2 separate regions of the Mus musculus genome follow, and region 1 is linked to region 2. The links are chromatin contacts, found by POLR2A ChIA-PET in ENCODE. All regions are on one chromosome and are shown on one strand. Each heading gives the region's core, a stretch centred on a gene start or an enhancer-like site at or near the end of the contact. The rest is flanking DNA. Distances are from core to core; before and after follow the strand shown.

The links. ChIA-PET counts read pairs that join two places held with the same protein, here RNA polymerase II (POLR2A).
Region 1: POLR2A ChIA-PET joins it to region 2 with 11 read pairs in embryonic stem cell. The contact joins the promoter of A030001D20Rik here to the promoter of Ftl1 in region 2. POLR2A ChIA-PET finds 5 or more read pairs at or near these places in 4 of 5 experiments (Patski and embryonic stem cell).

What each region holds. Positions count from the first base shown.
Region 1 is chr7:45,635,865-45,641,889 of GRCm38, forward strand. It overlaps A030001D20Rik (RIKEN cDNA A030001D20 gene), which reads right to left and starts at 2,894. Exons shown (of 2, transcript NR_152217.1): 1 at 2,819-2,894; 2 at 1-1,274. It overlaps Rasip1 (Ras interacting protein 1), which reads left to right. Exons shown (of 12, transcript NM_028544.1): 9 at 474-717; 10 at 856-1,028; 11 at 2,006-2,153; 12 at 2,821-3,228. The coding sequence ends at 3,020. Mamstr (MEF2 activating motif and SAP domain containing transcriptional regulator) reads left to right here and starts at 4,113. Exons shown (of 10, transcript NM_172418.2): 1 at 4,113-4,166; 2 at 4,838-4,975; 3 at 5,914-5,952. The coding sequence starts at 4,918.
Region 2 is chr7:45,456,306-45,462,430 of GRCm38, forward strand. Ftl1 (ferritin light polypeptide 1) reads right to left here and starts at 3,581. Exons shown (of 4, transcript NM_010240.2): 1 at 3,225-3,581; 2 at 2,779-2,925; 3 at 2,230-2,355; 4 at 1,639-1,978. The coding sequence starts at 3,326. The coding sequence ends at 1,802. Gys1 (glycogen synthase 1, muscle) reads left to right here. Exons shown (of 16, transcript NM_030678.3): 16 at 1-312. Bax (BCL2-associated X protein) reads right to left here. Exons shown (of 6, transcript NM_007527.3): 6 at 5,390-5,661. The coding sequence ends at 5,557.

The DNA of each region.
Region 1 (6,025 bases), core at 1,644-4,143, 180 kb after region 2:
GGTCTTGACAAGTAGACCCTGACGTTTTTTCTGTCATCGCCTTCGTTTCCTGTCCTTGGCTTGCTCGAATTTCCCTTGGCTGGCTGCCACCCAACTCCTACTTCTGGACTCTCCATTCTTTTAATTTCCTTTGGAAATTCTGCTCAAACGTTTCCTTGACCGAAGAAGAAGGTCCTTTTTTTTGTTCAGAGGCCTGTCCTACGTGAGCTACCTCTCTGTGAGAACTACAGATTACATAATGCACAAGAGATGCTCTCAGAATACCTAAGAAACTTTACTAAAAACATTTCTCAGGACAGATTCTTCCAGGGAGCCTAATACCTGCTAGAAATTCACCGAGGAAATGGGGGATTGATCAGGGAGCCACCTGGGAATGGTGTAGAATGGACTACATTTCCCAGAAGCCCTTGATGGAATTCCCCATTGTCTTTATTGATTGTCACTCTCTGGTTGTTGCCTGTTTCCTCCCCCAGACTCTTTATTCAACACTGCCAGCTCTCCTGGACAGTAACCCTTTCACAGCTGGAGCAGAGCTGCCAGGGCCTGGCGCAGAGCTGGAGGCCATGCCGCCTGGGCTCAGGCCTACTCTGGGTGTGTTCCAGGCAGCTCTAGAACTGACCAGTCAGTGTGAGCTGCATCCCGACCTCGTGTCCCAGACTTTTGGCTATTTGTTCTTCTTCTCCAATGCATCCCTTCTCAACTCACTGATGGAACGAGGTGAGGGTTGTGTTGGGAGGAGCCAGGAGCTATCCAGACCTAATCCAGGCAGACATAAGCCAGGCTTCAGGCTTCAGCGTTGGGTGGCTTTGCCTGGGAAGTAGCTTCATTCAACGCCTCTCATTTCTTCCTACACAGGTCAAGGCCGACCTTTCTATCAATGGTCTCGAGCCGTCCAAATCAGAACCAACTTGGATCTTGTGTTGGATTGGCTTCAGGGGGCCGGGCTGGGTGACATTGCCACTGAGTTCTTCCGGAAACTTTCCATTGCTGTGAACCTGCTATGTGTGCCCCGCACCTCCCTGCTCAAGGTGACTCTTGGTCGGCTTTGTATGACTTTGACTTTTGAATCTCTATCCCGGCTCTGTGTACTCAGCCTCTCTGTGACCCCGAGTCATCTCCAGCCCGTGAGATGACTTAGACACCATGACGGGCCACTGGCAGCCGCAGAAGTCGGTGTCAAGAGTGACTGAACATGGATGCTGAATGCTTCTGACTCCGAACTTGCTAGAAAGAGTTTTCTATGCTCCATTTCTTAGATGCGTTGAGTCAGAATTCTGGTTTGAGACAGAGGAAAATGCTGGTTATCATTCGTTGGTTGCATGATGGGAACGGTGATGATAATGTCAACAAACACCCCCCATTCAAAGTAGATTATCAATAGTTTTCTTCAGATGAGAAAACTGAATCAGGTAGCTCACATTTGTTTGTTTGTTTGTTTGGTCTTGCTGTGTAGCTCTGGTTGACCTGGAATTCACTAGTCTGGCCTTGAGCTCACAAATGAGTCACCTACCCCTGTCTTCTGAGTTGCTGGGACTAAAGGTGGTCACGAGCACACTAGGCCTCTACTTTTGTCTGCACGTGTATATATGTGCACCATGACCATGACGTGCCAGAAGTGGAGGGCAGCTCTTCTGAAATGGGACTTACAGGCCACGTAGGTGCTGGGAAGCAAACTAGTTCTCAGCTGGGTCCTCTGCAAGAGCAGCAATTGTTCTTAACTGCTAAGCCTTCACCCCAGGCCCTTCACTTCACTGATTTCTATCTTATTACAGTACTGGGGATTGAACCCAGAGAGTTGCATATGCCAGGCAAACACTGCCGCTGACCTGCATCTCCAAGACCCCTTTTTACTTTTTAATTTTGAGATAAGAGTTTCACCATGTTTCCCAACCTGGCCTTGTACTTTGAATCCTCTTGCCTCAACCTCCTAAGAAACTGGGATGGCTGGCCTGCCCTATGGGACCCAGCTGTGACCACAGACGTCTAACTTGGGGACTTCCCCTAGGCTTCATGGAGCAGCTTACGGACTGACTACCCCACCCTGACTCCAGCTCAGCTCCACCATCTCCTCAGCCACTACCAGTTGGGTCCTGGCCGTGGTCCCCCACCAGCCTGGGACCCACCACCTGCAGAGCGGGATGCTGTGGACACAGGTGTGCAGATCCGGGCTAACGAACATTGAGATGTCTTCTTTATTTGAGACCTAAGAGTCCCTGTTCCCAGCCCTTCCCACTTTCAGTTCCCAGGGTTCAGATGCCCTCTCTGAAGGGCTTAAAGACTGGCTGCAATTATAACAGTAGCAGGGCTTGCTTACTTTGCGGTCCCCTTCAGTAAGTTAAGAAGAGTTCAAACATTTCATTGTTTTTTTTACTTAGACTTAATCTCTTAGCCTCGTCTCTCCACATCTCTTGCCCTAACCCAACTAACAGAGGGATAGGTTTCTCAATCCTCAGAAATCTCCCAAGGTTCCCCAGCCCATCCTCAAGGTTCCAGGGTACCTGGGACCCTATTTTCCTGGTAATGGGCCTTTTTTCCCTAGTTTTCTTGGCTTTTCAAGATAGGATTTCTCTCTGTAGCCCTGGCTGTCTTGTAACTCTGTAGATCAGGCTGGCCTCGAACTCAAAGAGATCCACCTGCCTCTGCCTCCAGAGTGCCGGGATTATGTGTCACCTCCTCCCCCCTCCCCACACACACGTTTTAGCTAAAATTCCCGTCATCCTTTGAAACACAGGGAACCCAGTCTCATCGTTTCTTACTTAAGGAGATAGACCACCTCACACTCATGCTGAGTTTTTAATTCGGTTTTCCTCGTACTCACAGGGGATATCTTTGAAAGTTTTTCCTCGCACCCTCCGCTCATCCTGCCCCTGGGCAGCTCACGCCTGCGCCTCACCGGCCCTGTGACAGATGACGCATTGCATAGAGAACTGCGCAGGCTCCGTCGCCTCCTCTGGGATCTTGAACAGCAGGAGCTGCCAGCCAATCATCGCCATGGACCCCCGGTGGCTTCGACACCTTGAAAACCAATGAGAAAGGAACGCGCGCAGCTTGAAACTGCATCGCTTCTTAAAAGGGAGCCCGCCTGGGCGTAGAGCATTTTGGGAGTTGTAGTTTTCCCTGCGTAGACGGCTGAGAGTTTGAGTTGTTGGGTTGGTAGACGATGGGACAGTGGGAAGATGGGCTTGGGATGTGAATGCCAAGAAGTAATAAAAATATCTGTGGTATTGACCTCACTTGTCAAGATTTGGGGGCCTTAGCAAAGATTTTTTTTTAAGGTGCCAGGGACTGTGCTTGGAACGTTGGGCGTCTGCCGAGTTTGGGGAGATATTTCTAGCCATGGCCTCAGCTTGCCCTCTAGCACGAAATGTGACCCTGTAGTACTGAGCACTGTCACACAACTCGGAACACAGCCTGGACCATGTTCTTCTGAATATCAGACCCCATGTACTACCAGTGAGAACAGGTCATCACCATCTCCCTCTTACCTACAAAGTCCAAACTTTAGCTTTCTCCCCCCAGTCCTTCCGATGCTGTCTGCCTACTGTGCACACCGCTGACTTCCAACACCCAGCACCTCTCGGGTACTAGTCCTATTCCATCAGATCCAAGAATGCAAACCTCAGCTCTCCTCTCCCATACCAGAGGCCTAAGACTCCGTCCACCACCCTCAGACCCAGAGTCCTGACTTCTGCCCCCTTCCTTTTTAGAACTAGGAGTCTGGGCCTCATGTTTGAACTTTCCCCTCCTCTGAACTTGACTCCTACTGCTGTGTCAGGAAAAAAAGAACCAACAGGTGGCACCTGCCGGCAGGGTCTGAACACGACCACCTGCCGCTGTTGCTCACCCGGGTCCCTCTCTCTGCACCTGCTCCTGTCTGTCGCCAGTGACCGCTCCACCCAACCCACAGCTCGGGACTCGGGGGAGGAGATAGTAAGGGAACCCTCGAAGTGAGCCAGGCCGGTCCTCACGGCGTGTGTGTCCCGCCCCTTTTCTGGGTCCTTGCAGGGCTTCTGATCCAAGGCTCGCTCTCTTGACTCCCACTCGCCCTAGAAAGGGGAGTCGAGGGCGGCCCAAGGCTTGTGGGGTGGAGCCTAAGGTCTCCAGCCTAATCCGGGAGACTCCACCCGCTTCAAGGCACAGCTGAGTAGCTGAGAGGAGCCTACCTGGTGAGAAGCCCCTGGGGTAGATATGGGGATTTTTTTTTTTCATTTTACCCTTCATTCTCCGTTCTGGTTCCCCCTTCTGGTCCCAATATCTTTCCCACAGAGCCCCGTGCATGACACTCAACCCATTCTGTTTCAGGGACCCCTATGTTTCCCAGACACTTGTCATATTCTTTGATTCCCGTCTGTCCTAGAATCTTCGATTCTAGTCCCTAACAGCATGCAGTTCTCGTCCTTAATCTCCTCCTCCTTCAGGGTTCAGACTCCAGACGACTGCTTCCTGCACTTTCAAAGGCCCAGAACTCCAGATTCCAATGCTCTCCCTCTTAGATGCAGGAGCCCATGACGCAGGTCCTTCCTGTACCGCCAAGATCCAGGGATTTAGACCCAGCCCTTTTGCTTCCGACTCAGAACTCCAGGCCCAAAGCCTTCTACAGACACAGCAGTCCATGCCCAAGTACTTCTCCCTCCAGCCAGAACTCCAGGCCGCAACCTTTCTTCAGTCCTAGGGCTCCAGGCCCCAGCCCGTGTCTCTCACACCCGGAGGTTCAGGACCAGCCCTCCTTTCTCAGACCCAAGGGCCCAGAGACCAGTCATCCCCCAAAAGAGCTGATCTGGCCCAGTACTTTTGTCTCTAACCTTTCACACTGTCTCCAAAATTCCCCCAATGGCAGCCTCCCGTCATCCACTTTGACCCTGCCGCGCTCTGGTGGCTCTGGCTTCCTCTGTCCAGGTCTCCACCTCAGCCTTGGCAATGACCCTGGCAGCCTCCTCCCAGCGCTCCCAAATCATCCGTTCCAAGTTCCGCTCTGGTGAGAGGTTGCTTGTCTCTATGCATGTGGGGAGGGGTCCCGGAGCCAGGGCCCAGGGTCCCAGTAACATGATTCTCTGGCATGCGTGAATCGACCAGTGGTGTTCACATACAATGTCACTTGTGCTATGGAGTGGAGTAGTAGATGAATGTGCACATGGCTTGCTAAGCCATAGGTGGTGACACCCAAGAGTGCATATGTTGCAAAGGACTTAAACTGACCTGTAGGCAAAGCAGAGGAGCAAACTGAGACCTGAAGTGCATGTGTGTGTGGCAGGGGGACCAAGAGCTATCAAGCCTTGAAAATGTCATTAGCCAGGATTTGTTGCCAATGCAAAGAGTTCTGAACACTCAGAGAGGAGCAGAAATGTGCACTGGAAACTCTTTGCCCCCAAACTGAGGGTCAAGTCTTGAACATGTGAGTGACATTCCTGTGGGTGCATGCCAGCAAGAGTAAGTTGGGGTGGGAAGTCATGTAAAGTTGTAGTGCAAACTAGAGTCCAGAGAGATTTGAGCTCCAGGGTTTAGTTTGCAGGGTGCTGGCTGTGGGGAATTCGAGGGGCAAAGGGGTGCGTGGATAAAAGGAAGTGAGAGGTTGATGAGTCAGGTTGGCAAGATGGCGACTGTGCCAGGGTGGTCACAGACTCCTGAAGTGGCAGGTGGAGCCAGGAGCATGGTTGCCTCTCGGCTGAGGCTGGCTAGCTTACAGTCTCAGGAGTGGCTCTGGCCCAAGATGCTTAGCTGGCAGGAGCAGGCAAGAGGCCCTGGGAAGGGAGAGGGAGCAGGCTGCCTGCCCACCCGCCCGGCCCGGGGAACGTAAAGGGGCTGGGCTGGGCACGTGTGTCCCGCCAACAACTGCAGCTCCCACCCACCAGCCAAGTCAGGCTCTGGACACTCCCTTCCCGCTTTCCCTGTCCCACCTCCCTTTTCCTTCCTTAGTCCTGCAGCTTCGGATCCACAGACGGAATCAAGACTGCAGTAAGTGTGGGCCCCCAAGGGGAGGGGATGGTGGCCTCAGTCCCCAAAGAGCATGCATGTCCAGCCCCACGAG
Region 2 (6,125 bases), core at 2,331-4,830:
GCTCAGCCCACTGTGAAACCACTGGGTTCTGGGTCCCAGTGGCTGAATCAGGAGTCTTTTGTCACTGTGCTGCACCCCGGTCCCCTTTCCTGATACAAAACCGAGCCCACCGGCTTCTTGAAGCCCCACATGTACCTCGAGGCCTTTCTGCCTGCAAGCTTCAGTGAATGGGCGGGCCCCTCCTCACGTGTGCTGTGTCTGGCCCAGTGCCTTTGGTTTGCATTTGGGAGGGGGAGGGCAGAAGGTGTGTGATTGGAGTGTGTCTAGAGATGAAAAAAAAAAAAAGAAAATACACCTGTATTTAAGAATGCCAACTGTGGCTGGACATAAGCTCTTGTGGTGTGGTGGGTCTCTCTTGCTTCCCCAGTCCTGTATTTTAGTTTTTACAGATAGGATCTTGCCTTGCCCCCCCCCCCCCAGATGGTTCAAATTCACAGCAGTCCTATCTCAGCCTCTCAAGAGCTGGCATTACCAGGAGTGCCAGCTTCCCCCAGATTTTGGTTCTGCTCTTACGAGCTCCATAGACTTCTACTCTGTGCAGATCTGGGTTACTGTTCTGAGGTCCCCGTGCTGTTGTTAGGAAAGGTACATCTGACTGCTTAGATTTGAGATCCAAGTGGCAAACACTGGCCCCAGTGACCTTGGGTAGACGGTGGCCGACATGGGGGACCCTTGGGGAAATCACAAATGCACAGGTCAAAGGACCCAAAGCTCAAAGCTTACATGGACTAGAGCTTCTGGGGCCAGCTTGAGCAATTGGTGAGATCTAGCCTGAAAAAGTGAAAAGCCCGGGACAGATGTCCCTAAGCAGAATGTCCCCGCAACACAGTGAGAAACTGGATTCCAGCCGCAGGACTTTGTTCCTGCTTCTCAATGCTGTTTCCCACGTGGACATCGCTGCCAGAATCCCTTTAGCAGGTTCTCCCTGCTTAGCCTCAGTGACCTGTGCATGACTGGAGTTACTGCTCTAACCCCCAACCCTCCCGTTATCAATCTCATGCTTTTAGGGGTGGAGTGGCCTGACTAGAAGAAACCTGTAGTGCTGGGTCATCTTCCTGTCCACATGACTGCTTCCCCAGAGCCATGGCATAATACTGAGCCAAGGGCCTATCATGTGGCTTCATACGACCCTTGGACTTGTTTTAACCAGTGTGAGCTGACACAGCAGTATTGTCCGGTGTTCCACCCCCCACCCCACCAACTTCCCATGTTTCTAACCCCTTTGCAATGGTTTAGTTCCCATTTGGGCAATGGTCCCAAGTTTCACATCCTCTTTTTGATGGGCCCAGCATCTAGTTCGGAATCCAGCAAGACACCCTGGCTCCCCACCCTCGCTCAGCCAGCACCCAGGGCTCAGCTTGCTCACCTCCTGGCCTTCTACTTGTATGTTTAACTCATTTCTGAACTTGGATGTTTAAGCCTTTTCACTTCCCTGCACAGTAACATAAACCAAGGACTGGCAAACTGCTACAGGCTACAGACTCCTACGACCTGGATTTGCCACATGAAAAGGCAGATACTACCACACAGAGATCGCTGTAAGTTATCACATGTGGGTTCCCACAAAAAACAGGAGTACATACAGCCAACCTCTTCTTTCTCGTGCACCCCTCCCACATATATAGAAAAAACACCAGCTGCTGTCTCAAAAAGCTTTATTTTTACTTGGTCCAAGACTTGACAGAGGCTCCAGGGCGGTTACAAAGCTGCCTAGTGGCTTGAGAGGTTCATTCAGGTGGAGGTCCCAGGGCGGGCTGGTGCAGAGCAGAGGGGGGAGCCCCTTGGAAGGTACAGAGGCCTCCTAGTCGTGCTTGAGAGTGAGGCGCTCAAAGAGATACTCGCCCAGAGACCCCTGGGGCGCGCCAGTCTGCGCTGGTTGTGGCCCCGCCACCCTGCGGAGGTTGGTCAGATGGTTGCCCATCTTCTTGATGAGTTTCACCTCCTTATCCAGATAGTGGCTTTCCAGGAAGTCACAGAGCTGTAAAGGAAGGAAGAGACATCAGACACCGAGTTCTAAGAGACAGGTGTGAGCAGGAAGCTTTAAAAAAAAAAAATCCTGCCCTCAAGGGCAGGTAGGTAGGTAGGTAGGTGTGTCCTCAGTACTGTGTGTGGTGCTTCTGCAATCTGCACTCGGGAGGCAGGAGGATTAAATTATTGGGAGCTGAAAGCCAACACACAACAGTCTAGGTTTTGTCAGAGAAGGGAAGAAATGATTAGCAAGGTACTTACATGAGGGTCCGCGCGGGCAGAACCCAGGGCATGCAGATCCAAGAGGGCCTGATTCAGGTTCTTCTCCATGGCCAAGGCAGCTTCCATGGCCTCCTGGGTTTTACCCCATTCATCTTGAGATGGCTTCTGCACACAAGAATATCAAGCCTAGATTACATCCTTCACCCAGCCAATATAAAACTGACTGCACAGGAAAAGTGGGCACAGTGGGGAAAAATAATGGGATACTGTCTTTAATCCCACCACTGAGAGACTGGGCGAGAAGACAGGAGGATCTCTTGATAGGAGGCAACCTGGTCTACATTGTGATTTCCATGCTAGCTAGAGAGACACCGCCTCTCCCCAGCCCAGCAGTCCTCATCTGTATTCTGTAATTACCCCCATTTTCCAGTTTCTGACATCCTGGTGGGTTTAGTTGCTCTACATACTCCTATTGTCTACACTAGTCCTGCCACCACTCCCTTCCAAGACGTCTATCCGGATGCCCAAACTATGGGGATGGCAAGTAAACGCACATGCTCGGTAGTGCCCAATACCCCCGCTTCTTACCTGCACATCCTGGAAGAGTGCACGGCCCCCGCGATCGTTCTGAAACTCGAGGAGACGCTCCGCGCCCTCGCGCTTCTCCTCGGCCAATTCGCGGAAGAAGTGGCCTACGCCCTCCAGAGCCACGTCATCCCGATCAAAAAAGAAGCCCTGCGGGAGGTTACAAATACGAGTTAACGGAACGCGGTGGCTCGGCTCACACTGTAAACTTCAATCGCAACACTCAAGAGGTAGAGGCAGTACGTGTGAGATTTCGAGGGCAGCCCGGTCTGCCCAGCGAGTTCCAGTCAGACAAAACTACTATGTACACAGCGCGCAGGGAGAGGGAGAGGTCGGAGCACAGTCTCTGCCCTGCATGGAACAAAGAAGGCCCGCGCATGCGCAGGAGGGTGGGTGTGATGGACCCCCCCCCCCCCCCCCCGTTCAGAAGGCAACCCCGAGCTGCTCACCAGAGAGAGGTAGGTGTAGGAGGCCCGCAGGTGCAAGTTGACCAGGCGGTTCACGGCAGCTTCCACCTCGGTGGAATAATTCTGACGAATCTGAGAGGTCATGGCTGATCCGGAGTAGGAGCTAACCGCGAAGAGACGGTGCAGACTGGTCCTAGGAGCTGAAGGCAGCGAGGAGATGGTCCCGGAGGCTGCGACTGGAGAGACTTGTAAAGGCGGCTGGAAGCGAGTACAGTGGGAATCCCCGGGTCTGTTCCGTTCAAACACTGTTGAAGCAAGACACAGATCCACGGGACCTCCAAGGCGCTGCTCTAAGTCCCGGGCAAGGAGCGCTCCTTTTATAGCATGTTGACCCTCCGGAGGGAGGGGTGCCCCAGGCCCGAGACTAACCAATCGGCGGTGGCGTGAGGCGGAGACGGAAAAGTATACTTGACCAATCCGGAGCTGAGGGGAACCTCGCTCCCCACCCACCCAGTCCCATGAGATGAAGTCACGGGACTGGAGCGCGAGGCCTTGTGAAATGGAGGCTTGGGGGAGGGGCGGTGGTCCGGATCCGGAGGCGCAACCTGGAGGGGTCGCAGGGTTCTGGGCTCCGGGTCACTGAGACCCTGGGGAGGGGATGACTTCGAGGTCCTTTTCTGGGTGTCTCACAAAAGAGAATTTTGGGGCCTGAGAACATGGATCTGGGGATGGGCTGAGTGTGGGGTAATGTCTGTAAATGCAAAGGGAACCTCCATATGTCCAATTGCACACAATGAAGGGATATGTCACGTCATGAGGAAGTCTGGTATTCCAAAGATTCTAGAGATCTCCTTGAGGGAATGGAAGGGATGCCCAGAAGTATAGGGTTTTAGGTTCACCATAGGAACTAAGATTGTTTGCTTGTTTTTCTGTTTTCTGTAACCCAGGAGGTCGTGAAGCCCTTTGAGGGCTTGGAGTGGGCAGAGAGCCTTGGGTTACCGTGTGTGCACCTCCCTCGGGTGCTCTGGAAGGTGACATGTGGAGGCCCAGACAGGACTTTGGAGTTCTGGTCAGCCTGTCTGTCTGGGTCTGTGTCAGTGAACCTGTCTTTCTAGAAACAGACACGCATGATGGCGCTTGGAGAATTGCTGGGCTCCTTCCTGGAGTTTGGTCCAGAAGCCTCCTTGCAGGTTGCTCTTTTGGAATCAAAAGGCCCGAGAGTTAGGGAGAGCAAGAACTCAGGACCCAGAAACAGACAGTCAGTCTTACGCAGAACAGTTGGGGCATGCAAGGCCCAACTGGACTTTTGAGGACAGGACGGGCTCATACCAGGGTCTAATCTCAGAAGCCTGGGAAGAGAGCAAAGGGAAACGAGCCCAATCATGAAAAGGGGCTAAAGGAAGAAACAGTAAGATGGGTCAAGGGAGCCACGCGGAGCAGGAAGAATGTGCTGCTGAGGCCCTTAGTGGAAGGGGTAGCAAGGCCAGTTCTGCTGAGTCACGCTGAGCTCAGCTAGGCAGTGGGGCGGGCGGCAGGCCACACCCGGGCTGACAGCCAGAAGTCCCCCGGCTAAGGGGCTTGTGGTCTGTTTTCCCTGTGTGGTCAGGCAGCTGTACGGCTCTGGAGTGGCTAGCCTACACGTATCTTTCTCCTGACTTGACGTCTGCGGTGGTCTGTTGATTTGGGGGTCAGAGTTACTCATTAACCACAGTGCTCCAGAACCTGACCTCTGGCCTTCAACCCGACAGGCCTGGACAAGGCTGTAAAGGTGGAAAAAGATAAAACCCGGAAGCCACAGGGGACAAGGAAAGGAGAGAGGTACACAAATTTGAGTGGCAGAATCTCAGACTGGGGGATTGAGGGTGGAACAAAAGACCAAGTCCCCTTAAAATGGCTTCCTCTTCCCTTCTGGCACCTCTGGTAATCCAGCATCTAGGAGTCTGCTCCAGTTCCGGTGGCCTCCTCCCTCCCTCCCTCCCTCCCTCCCTCCCTCCCTCCCTCCCTCCCTCCCTCCCTCCCTCCCTCCATCTTGTCCTTTCAGAATCTGCAGGATCTCTGGAATTCCAGGCTCCTGTCCCCAGGGCTGAAGACAGCTCTGCAGCTGCGGTGTGTACTCTTTATGGAGCGGGTCCCTGATTGGAGCCTCAGGGATACCAGGTGGGCCTGGCGCCTGTGCTTGGGATGGCAGCTGGGCGGACAAGGGACCATACAATCCAAAGTGGACCTGAGGTTTATTGGCGCCTCCCCAGGCCACCATTCCCACCCCTCCCAATAATTACAAAAGTAAGAAAAATGCCTTTCCCCTTCCCCCATTCATCCCAGGAAAATGTCATAATTTATGAAGAAAAGACACAGTCCAAGGCAGTGGGAGGCCTCAGCCCATCTTCTTCCAGATGGTGAGCGAGGCGGTGAGGACTCCAGCCACAAAGATGGTCACTGTCTGCCATGTGGGGGTCCCGAAGTAGGAGAGGAGGCCTTCCTGAGAACAGAGAGATGGGTGTGACTTCAATACCAAATTGCAGGGGGAAGAAAGAGATTTCCCATGAAGGGATGCTAAGGCGCTCCTGGGCTTATAACCCCAGCACTCAGGAACCCTAGGAAGGAGGGCTGTAAGCCTAATGCCAACCTGTGAAGTTTATTGAGATCCTCACTCAGAAAACAAAACTTAGGGCCAGCAAGATAGCTCATGCACAAAAGGACACACACGCGCGCGCGCGTGCGCGCAAATGTAAAAAGTATCCCACTCAACCCACGATCCCAAAATGGGAAAACAAAACAAAATGAAAACAAAACAAAACAAAACAAAATAAAAAACCAAAAACCCGTGATTAACATCTGGAAGTGGTAGCCCATAGCAGTAATCTCAGCACTTGAGAAGGTAAGACTGAAGACCACATGTTTGGACTAGTATGGGCTACATAGTAACTTCCAGACCAGGCTTGT